Linked DNA regions of Homo sapiens: region 2 is linked to region 1. The links are chromatin loops, found by intact Hi-C in ENCODE. Cell type or tissue: sigmoid colon. All regions are shown on one strand. Links, peaks and the distances in the headings refer to the core of each region. The heading gives the core; the rest is flanking DNA.

Region 1 (5,384 bases), core at 121-5,120:
CAATTGTTAAATGGCAAGCGCTTTGGTAAGTGGCTGACAGCAAGCAGAAACAGTCAAGTTTTTATAGTGAGAATACTGGCCATTGCTGTTTAGACCAGGTGCATTTAGGGAAAATTTTAAATTTCTGAAAACTGGCACAGAGTCAGTCATGCCACTGGCAACAAGTCCTTTGATTTGACTGTATCTGGCTAACCATCAGTGAAGTCATCGTTTGCACACAATTATTGATTTTTAACTTCTGTCTTGGAATGAGAACTCTTGGTAACTTTAAGTTGAGGAACATAGCTGTTTTCTACTATTTGACTGCTTCTGTCCTTGCACAGAACCTACTGCCACTGAACAATTCAACTTCAGAAGTATTGGTAGGACAGCATAGATTACACAACAGTTAGCCATGAAATTGGATAAAATGTTCGATTTTTCCTGGGTGACCTTTTGATGGTACCCAAGGGCTTACCTGTCAACATCAGGTGTCTTTTTACCTTATTCCATAAAATCAGCTTTCAAAAATGCTGTTATATTTTTTGAAACCCCATTGAAATATAAAAGTGTTTTCCCCAAAATATAAATATATTATACAAGTTAGTGTTTTCTGTATTTTCTATCACCCTTAATAAAAGGAAAATGGGAAGTAGAACTCTGTTGGCAACCTGGTGTCCTCTAAATATTTTAAACCTTAACAGAGACCTATTTGACATTATGTAGCATCTTGAATCTTTATTCCTGTGTGGCCTCAAATAACACTTAAGAAGAGTTGCAGACTTGTTTAATTTCTTCTGTATCAATGTTAGCAAACTTGAAGCAAGTGAAGCAGTGAACAAACCCTTTTGTTAGGGCGGGCTAGCATTCACTCAAGTAATTTATCCACCTACTCTTGAGCCATCTGCCTTTGAGTAAAGAGTGGTGATGACATAAAAGGGAGGAAGGTGAGGAGGCTTATGTTAGTTACAAGAATGTATGGATTATGTGGATTCAAAGGTTGACAACAGGATTTACTGTCCTAACTTTTAAGTGATTCAAATTAAAAAAAGTTTACATTTCTGCTTTTGGGACTTGATTATTAAGCTCTGTTTCCAAGGAAGGAAGAAGAATCTCAGTTGTGCCTTTCAAAGGGCATCAGTAAAAGTGGTTCTGCTTTTGTTACTTTCCATCGGCATCCGTAAACTAATTTATGCTTATAGAGAACTTATTAGGCATTCTGTGTTCTTAATAATGACTCCTAAAATGAGACAAGGATGTTCTTCATACCTCCAGCTCCAGCTCCTCCCTGTCCATCTCCTGATGGATGTCTCCAATGTAGTCATTTGGATCGTAGTATTCATGGGCTGAGGGATGCCTGAAAAGAGATGCAACATCTTTACAGCCCTTCTTCCGTTGTCAGTATCTGTTTTTCTTACACCCATTGTCAGGCCAGTGGCACAGTAGCAATTCCCAGGGTGTGGGCCCTTTCATGACTCACTTCCCTCTGGATGGGGCTCTCAGCACGGTCAGGACCTCCATCATCCTAATTTTACCATTTGCCTTTAGTACATTTCCTCCTGAAGGACTTAAGATGCAAAGTGCAAGCCTGATGGGCTTTGTTGTTTGCAGAGCCCATCCCGGAGCCTGCCAGTCACGTGATTCAGCGTGACTGATTTCTAACTCCATCTCTACGCAGGAAACAGGACAATATTTTACTGCTTATTGCTTCATTGTTAGATTTTATCTCTGCAGAGAACTAGGCTCGAGCCCAGGCAACAGTCTAAGATATGTGCTGGCCTCTGAGATCAGTTCAAAAGGCTGAGAATGAAACTGTTCTGCTGTTACCTAGGACCGTGTCTTTTTGAATGTTACCCACAATAATATGTTTGATATCACAAACGTACAGTATGCACTTACATGGTTGAAATGCACATACAAACATGTAGGCATAAGTGCATCTGTGTGTATATGTTTACATATAATGAGTACACACACATTCACTCTGCTAGGAGACTGGAAGCTTATGTTTCCCTAGGACAACATATGCAAAACACAGTCCACAGAACTCACGACATCTTTGGAAACGTCATTAATGCAACCTCAAGGAGCCAAGGCAGTGGGAATCATAACATACTCCATCAGCAGCTTTGAAAGGAGCTTAACAGTCCACGGTGCCAGATGCAAAGCTTCAGCCTCTGATTGTTGGCTGGGGACCCAAACCTTCACGTCCTCAAAGGTCAGCACAGCAATCAATGGGCTCTAGTCTTCCCTCCCAGGCACTTAGTTTTGAAACAACAGATCAGACATGAGTGGCCATTCAAACAAGGGCTGGCTTTCAATTTTCTGGACCCATCAGGCAAATATACTGCCTGCACTTAAAGGGCTTTTAGTACTGAGGATACTGTTGGAAGGTCTGGGCTTTCAAGCATCAACTTAACATTCCCCATTCAGTCCCGACACACGCTCTTGCTGTTGTCTGACCTTGCAGCCAGAACCTGAAGAGGCCTGACCTCTGGACTCTTCTGACATTTCTCAAGTCGCCCCCAGGGGATAAGTCATGTCATGTTAACTAGACCTAAGAGGAAATTACAGGTTTAGCTTCTAAAAGGCCCATCACTGTGACAGGTCAACATTTAAGAGTCAGAAGTAGCCTTAAAGGCTTCATCAATAATGTGAGGCAGTTTGGTCTGTAACGTCAGATAAATGGTCTGGATCATCATACTCAGTGAATCAGCCAGTTGTTCCAGAGGATGGAATGGGTCACTACAGGGTACTGTGGTTCAGAGCTGGGAGTCGGGGTCTGACTGACCTGCCTTTCCATCAGCTCAGTGGAACCTGGTGAGTCTGCAGTTCCTCATCTGTATAAAGGGACAGTCATGAGAAATGAAGGAGATAGATAATAGTTCTTTGCACATGTGCACACTGTGAGTGAATGTGAGACGGATGCCCTGTCCTCTGTCTTTATGCTACCAGCTGCTGCCAAACCTACTCTGTCAAGCCTGGGGAATTAGTCCTGGGTTCCAATGACAGCTAGCCACTAAGACCAAGGGATGAAGGGCAAGCCTTTATCCAGAACTTGACTGAACCATAGGAAACATGTGCTCACTCCAGCTACTGAGTTACTAGTAGGAATCCAACAGGTATTACCCAGTGGATTCTCCTGTAAGAGGTGAAAATGCCCTTTGAAATAATGTATCAAGTCAATGATCTGATCCGAGATGGAGCTGAGATGAGAAAACACAGGGGCGACCCTAACATCAGCTGGAGAGGCTGTGTCCTCAGATGTGCAAAGTCACACATGAAAAGCTTTTTTTTTTTTTTTTTTTTGAGACGGAGTCTCGCTCTGTTGCCCAGGCTGGAGTGCAGTGGCATGATCTCGGCTCACTGCAAGCTCCGCCTCCCGGGTTCACGCCATTCTCCTGCCTCAGCCTCCCGAGTAGCTGGGACTACAGGTGACCGCCACCACACCTGGCTAATTGTTTTTTGTATTTTTAGTAGAGACGGGGTTTCACCGTGTTAACCAGGATGGTCTCAATCTCCTGAACTTGTGATCCACCTGCCTCGGCCTCCCGAAGTGCTGGGATTACAGGTGTGAGCCACCACGCCTGGCCTTGAAAAGCTATGTTAAAAGCTATGTCGAACTGGACACCTTGGGGGCCAGCAGTCTATCACAGAAAGTGTCTTGCTCTTCATTTTTTCCTGAATATTTTACATCACCCACTAAATTAACGGTGATCGCTGGTACCATTTACTGAGTGCTTACCATATGCCCCATGAGCACTTCCCACATATTGTTTCATTTAATCCTTCAATGATAAGAGATTGATACTGTTATCTCCATTTTAATATAGGAAAAATACAGCCCCACAAAACAAAGTAAGTTACCCAAGTTCCACAACTAGAAATCACTTTGAGCATCAGGTTTGTCTGACTTGAAGCCTCTGAAGGACTCTTTATCGCTGGCAGAAATAAGTTGAGAGAAGAGGTGTGTGTAAAGAAATCCATGTGGCGTGCTGAGTTGCAGCTGTTATTTAATTGGTTGATGCAGTACTTAGATGAGGCATGTGCGGGCTTATTACATGGATCCAGGCTTGAAATGAGACCCAAGAAAGCAGAAGGCACAACCTCCAGGGCTCTCTTGACACACACAACTTACTTTTTTGTCTATTTAAAAGAATGATCAACATTCCCTAGTAATAACTGCAGGATCTTCAAATTACCATTTGGGGTGATTACATTTTATTCTGAAACAACTTTTACAACATTTGTAAGTAATTCTGTTCTTAGGATATAATTTGAATAAGTCCGCTCCAGGGTTATAATAAAGTAATTAATATGTCGGAGCGGTTTTGAGCAGGATTCGATTTATTGCCTCTATAAACAATAAAGTTAAACATGGGCAACTTGGAGGAAAACTATAGGGTGCATTAATTTTTTTCACCACATAGAAGAGAAAGAAACCAACTTGGAAATACTTCTTAATGCATTAGGGGTTCAAGATTAGGTTACTTACTCCTCTGGCAAGAGATAGGGATCCAGCACGGGTGGGCTGGGAGAGGACATCTTAGTGAGGGCCATGATATGTTCAAAGGTGATGTCGGTTTGGGTTCCCGTGTCCACCAGCTGAGACTCTGATGGAGGCGTGAACATTTTGGTCCTTGGTGTTCTTCTCAACACCTGCACCACTATGGGCTCCTTGGCTGTCTTGAAAGCTTCCACAGCCTGGTCATGAGTTGCTCTGGATAAGTCTCTGCCGTTGACCTGTGGAAAAATATTTAGGGTGGGACAAGGTTAGAATAAAGCAGAAAACGGAAGGACAAATACATGAATTGCCTGCTTTCATGTGTAAGCAGCTAAAAGAAAGAAGCAGGTGGTGGTGTCAGAGAACTTCAGTTCTCTGTGTTTAGGTTTCCCGAAGAATGCCTGGTGGAAAGAGAGTGAGTTTGGAGGTATTCAGATCTGGCATGCAATAATAAATCTCACAGCGGGAAGGCTTAGCTTCCCCGTGGAATGTCTTTAACACAATTTCATCACTTGCTAATCTTGCCTGTGAAAGAAAAGGCCAGCCTCAGGCTCCGAGCCTTTATCAGGCAATAATAGCTAACTAGAAATTCATTACATTGTTATGTTTTAATAGTGTGTATTTTTCCAGTTTGTGTCAGATGATACCAGTCTTCCCTTCATGGAAGTAATATGAAGTTTCCTCTTAATAATCCTTTCGCTCTTTAAAAAGTCCATTGAAAATATTAAGTAAATGACAGTTCAGGCCATAGCGGCATATGGCAAGTTATTATGGAGAAGGAATTCAAATGGCCAGCGTTTGGGGGAAGTGACCGCTGGCTTAATTGCTGTTTTGGTTCCCACTGTGTGCAGTGCTTTGCTATTACTGCATCCTCAAAGCCTGCACTTATTGAGTGACTACT
Region 2 (5,384 bases), core at 164-5,163, 82 kb before region 1:
TTGGAGATTAGGTTGTTATTCAAAGTATTTGTTGCCCATCTGCAGAGGAGAACCACATATCCTTTCCTACTCTGTCCCCCAAGATATGAAGGTTGGCCATGAGACTTGCTTTGGCTATTTCATTCGTCAAATGTACCCTTTCATAGCAGAATCTTTAAGAGACAGTATATATCTAGAGAGAAACATTCTCTAGTATCTCTCTTCCTTCTTCCACAGGGTATTGCCTGTACCATCTGCCTGGGTCTCAGACTGAGGATGACGAGGAGCAGAGTGGCAGCCAACTCATAATAGGTATGTTGCATAGCAGGGAAATAAAATTTTGTTGCTGCAAGCCATTGAGATTTGGGGTTGCTTGTTAGTGCATCATGACATAGCCTAAGCAAACCAATATACTTGGCAAAATTAAAAATAGGCAACCGTGTAGGGCCTCATCAGGTTATTACAATTTTATAAGTCTACAAATTCAGGCATTTGGGGCTTATCACTGTATGTAAAAATGAAATGGTAGGTAACAATGCTGAGTATTACTCTAGGCCTATGCTGTCTAATACAGTCGCCACTAGCCACACATGTCTATTGAGCACTTGAAATGTGGCTAGTCAGAATGAAGATGTGATATAAATGTCAAATACACACAAGTTTTTGAAGACTTAATACAAAGGAATGTGTGAAATATCTCAATTTTTATATTGATTACATGTTGAAATGATAATGTTTTGAATCTATTGGGTCAAAATCAGAAAGAGTGCTAGCTTTAATTTCACTTGCTTCTTTTTTTAATGTGGCTACTAAAATGTTTAAATCACATATGTGGGTCATATTAGATGTTTACTGCACAGCTCTGCTGTAGGCTATTACATCAAACAGAGTTTGGTTTCTTTCTTCATTCTGCCGGTGTCTCCCTGTGATCTTGCAGAAGTCGCTTCATATCTCACACTCCTCATCTGCAAGAGAGAACAATACTTGCCTCCTGGGATATTATAAGGACTAAGTAAGATCATGAGTATGTTGTGCCACCCATGGTAAATGCCCTTCTTTTCTCAAATCACACAATGATGTATTTTTTTGGAGGCTTCCTTTTGAATTAAAATTGGTTCATGATTTCTGTCAGGAAGGGCCAGTTCATTTAATAAATTTCAAATGCCTCTGGATTTGGGGACCTCGGAGTTATGTGTGAGATGAACTGGTTGGGCCAGAGTCTTGCTCTGAATAACATAAGAGGGAGCTTCTCATTCCACTTGTATGCTTTGGCTTCTCTGGAAGGTAGAAAATTGTTTTGGATTACTCTTCGTCCTGATTTCATTATTTGCATCTTTAGAAAATGCAAATGACCCATGCACTCTAATGGATTATATTGGGATATTCATCTTGAAATCGTTCATCTTTATTGATTCTTTTGACACAACACAATTGGGTGCATGAAAAGCAACTTCCTTGTGGACTGCAAGCTAATTTCCTTTATGAGTCCACACAAAGATGCCAAGTTAGTTTATTTTTCCTGATGACTGATCCATGAGACAAACTGAGCCATTTGAAAAATGTCTTATTGAGTTAAAACATTTCCATGTAAATACTTCACCTTACTTTAAGCATTTAAAAGAATCTATATAGTTGTTTTATAAATATTTGGGATCCTTTGGAGAGCTGTTGGCATATGTGTATAGCAGTTTGCAAAGTTTTAAAGCATCATTAATATAATAAACTGGTTGATCAAAGAGCTTCAACTTGTGGTGAGTTGCTTGATGCTGTGAGTAGCAAATTGTAAAGCTGTGAGCCCTGTAAGTTCTACAACACAAGTGTCAGAAGTGTTATGGTTTGGCTTTGTCCCCATCCAAATATCATCTTGAATTGTAATTCCCATAATCCCCATGTGTCAAGGGCAGGACCAGGTGGAGGTAATTGGATCATATGGGCAGCTTCCCCCATGCTGTTCTCATGATAGTGAATGAGATCTGATTGATGGTTTTATAAGCATCTGGCATATGCTTGCACTTCTCCTTCCTGCTGCCTTGCAAAGAAGGTAGGTACCTTGCTTCCCCTTTACCTTCCACCATGATTGTATGTTTCCTGAGGCCTCTCTAGCCTCAGGTGTAACTTACGATTAACCTCTTTTCTTTATAAATTACCCAGTCTCAGGCAGTTCTTTACAACAGTATGAAAACATACTAATAAAGTTTGTTTCTCTCTTGTCTAAACAAAGCACTGAGATAGGCAATTCAGGCTGTAAACGTGGCCCCGTAAATCCCCAAGGACTCAGCCTTTTTTCTATCCTGCTGCTCTGGAGTTCTCAATCTCATAGTCTCAAACGGCTGCTTGAATTCCTGCCATCATGACCTCATGCCTGTCAACAGAAAAGACAGTAGAAGAAGGGTCTGTCCACCGCCTTTTAAGAAGACTTTCTGGAAGCTGCATATAACACTTCTGCTTACATGTGACTAGCCAGCACTTAAGTCATATGGCTACATCAAGCTCCCAGGGAGACTGGGTCACATCCTCTTTATCCTGAGCAGACATGTCTCTGCTAAAAGTTGGAGGTTATATTAATAAGGAAGAATAAGAGAGCAGATATTGAAGTGAAGAACTAGTAGTTTCTTGTCATCTTTTATCTATAATTTTTAGGGAGTTTTCTGGGCCTCATTTTATAATACTTGATTAGTTCTTGACCCCAACCAAATGAGGGAGTCGTATTATCTCCATTTTTCAGATAAGAAACTGAAGGTCAAGAGCTTGCCTTTCTACTAAATCAAAGTCATAATAATAATTATCACTCTGAACATTTTATGTGCATTACCACCATTGATTTTGGTCCTGGTCCCTCCAAAACCCAGTGAGTTTGCTCTATTATACCTCAGTTTTATATCCAAGGAAATGTTGGATAACATGCCCAAGGTCACAGGCTACTAAATACAAGAATAACTAGGAAGTAGAACCCAGTAATCTGATTCTAAACTCCTGCATCAGAAACTGTCAAACTTTTTTCAAGCCATTTTTAGTTTTCTGCTGCTGCAACAACAAATTGCCACATGTTTGGAGGATTGAAACTATACCTATGTATTATCTAAAAATTCTGTAGGCCAAAAGTCCTGTGGGCCAGGCTGTTTTCTTGGTTTGAGGTCCCACCAGTCTGAAATCACTGGGTCCACAATCCAGGAAAATTTCCATATTTCTAGATTAGCTAATTAGTAACCTTAATTCTATCTGCAAAGTCCTTTTTGCCATGTAATGTAACATATTCACAGGTTCAGGGGATTACGGTATGGAGGTCTTTAGTAAGGGGCCTGGGGACTGTTATTTAACCTATCATAGACTGCAACCCATAGTAAGACATATCTTTTACGTTGAAACCTGATACACACATGTAATATAAGGGCTGAAATGAGCTTCACCAAACAATACCTATTCTATTTTATTACTTCATTTTTAAGAAGTGGTGGTCATGACCCAGCAAATTGATTTCATGACCCACAGCTTGAAAAAACTCTGCAAAACCTTCTCCCATTTCCGCTGCTGTTACCTCAATTTGGCCATCTTCCTCTCTTGTCTGGATTATTACGAGATGGTAGCCTCCCAAGTGCTATTCATGCATCTCGGCTCTCCCCTTTCCAGGCCCCCTTTAATACAACCCACCAGCCATCCTTACTATGCGTATGCTGCCTCTTACCAGGTATCTGCGTTCACCATGGCTTCTGAGCTAAGAAACCTGATGGGTATTTCAAAGAGTATCCCTGAGTGAGATGATCCCCGTTTTCATAACCAAGGCCTTGAGAAAGACTATAACTTCAAAGATGGCACATGGGTTTAACGTTGATCTATTGGTAGCATCTAATGCTCTGGAGTGCTGTGAAAGCACTGTGAAATCTCAGAAAGGACAGGCGGAGGACACCAGTATCAATTAGAGATGTCTGCTGTGGACACAAGAGGAGAGAGAGAGAGAGAGAGATGGCACAATGGCCAGACATTTGCCATCTTGGGGTTAGTGGATGTCCATCACAACTGCCCTTACAATTAGCAGGGGGACTTCCCTGAAAGGACAAAACCAAAATAAAAGGAGAGGAAAATTAAGCAGGAATGGATTTGAATTTTAAGAAGAAAAGAGTTTTCTCCATTTGTGTGGAGAACAACATAAATAAGATAGAGCAACTTGTAGGAGGCTGGGAAAAAATGATGTTTTTTGTCATTTGGGAGTATAGCACTGGGAAAGATATAAATCACTTTTCTGGGCTAAAAGAATTCTTAGCTCATTAAAACCTATTGCTGCTTTTACAACCATCCTCAGCATCATAAAACTCTGCTTTATCATTTCGAGAGCTCTTTGTATTTTCATTGCTCATTTTTCTGTTTCCCCAAACCAGAGGCCAGAAGCCCAAATACCTACAGGGAAGACATTTGGTGGCAATGTAGCGGCCTGGTTCAGAGCTGTGCTTTGGAGTCAGGCTGCCTGGGCTTAAATTCCAGCTCTGCCATTTACAATGAGCTTGATTTCTGAGCAAGTTGCTTAAAAATGGAAGGACAAAAATGGACCTCTTGGGGCCTCCATTTGTCATTGTATGCTGTTGACAACGTCGGTGCTGAGAAACGGGGGCATTTGCCATTTGATGGCCTGTGGCTAATGCTTCCTCCCTGTGGAGTGTTTTGGAGGAATGAGCCAGATAAACGGTGAGGAACATGAGGCATGTTGTCAGTGAGTAAGAAGTGGCAGTCATTATCGCTGAGTCAGAATTGATGGCTCTTGTTCGTACCATGGCTTAGCCATGTTTGAATTATTTGTTTACTTGTTTCTTTCCTCCATCAAAGAAGACCAAATGCTGTCTTCATCTTCTATCCCTCTCAGTATCCAATAGAGTGGGCTGAATTTCATCACATTCTATATGTCCAGCCTTGCTTCCATAGTCCCCTCCACCGAAACGGCCAGATGGGTCTTTATAACACCTTTCACATCAGATCCCCTGGTCAAGCCTCCCATAGAATGGCCTTCAGTGCCCTATGTGATTTGCTGTCCCCACATGTACCCCTCCAACCTTGCCACCTACCATGTCCTATTCTACTCTAGCATATCGGCCTCTTTGCAGGTCCTTGGATATGACAAATATTCTCCCCCCTTAGTCTTTGCACTAGCTGTTCCCTCCTTCTAGAATACTCTCCCTGTGGCTATTTTCATGGCTTGTGTTTTCACTTTATTCAGGGCTTTGTTCAAATACCACTGTCTTGGGGAGGCCTCTCCTAACCACCTTTTCTAAATTAGAACCACTCCATCACTGTCTTCTTGCTCTTTGCTATTCTTTGAATAATTTTTTTGTATCCTGATGTGTTGAATTTTTGTTTGGTTATTAGTTTTTTTTAAATTTCCAACTTTTATTTTCATTTCTGGGGTACGTGTGCAGGAT

Evidence for each region. A loop is a pair of places that touch in the nucleus more often than their neighbours do. Peaks named below come from ENCODE experiments on the same cell type or tissue, not always from the same donor. Only the 100,000 strongest peaks of a DNase experiment are listed, where the experiment ranks them.
Region 2: a loop joins it to region 1, with 1.8 times the contacts of the local background. A loop is called at or near these places in 2 of 110 quality-filtered maps.

The regions. Positions count from the first base shown.
Region 1 is chr3:73,399,674-73,405,057 of GRCh38, forward strand. PDZRN3 (PDZ domain containing ring finger 3) reads right to left here. Exons shown (of 10, transcript NM_015009.3): 4 at 4,475-4,722; 5 at 1,249-1,336. Among named protein-coding and RNA genes, the nearest start is that of PDZRN3-AS1, 220 kb to the right of the region's middle. In sigmoid colon, for the core only: no CTCF peak of the experiment used is centred there; DNase peaks (open chromatin) are centred at 1,472 and 2,188; H3K27ac peaks cover 1,647 bases.
Region 2 is chr3:73,317,192-73,322,575 of GRCh38, forward strand. LOC107986098 (a long non-coding RNA gene) reads left to right here. Exons shown (of 3, transcript XR_001740754.1): 3 at 217-278. Among named protein-coding and RNA genes, the nearest start is that of EBLN2, 260 kb to the left of the region's middle. In sigmoid colon, for the core only: no CTCF peak of the experiment used is centred there; a DNase peak (open chromatin) is centred at 2,340.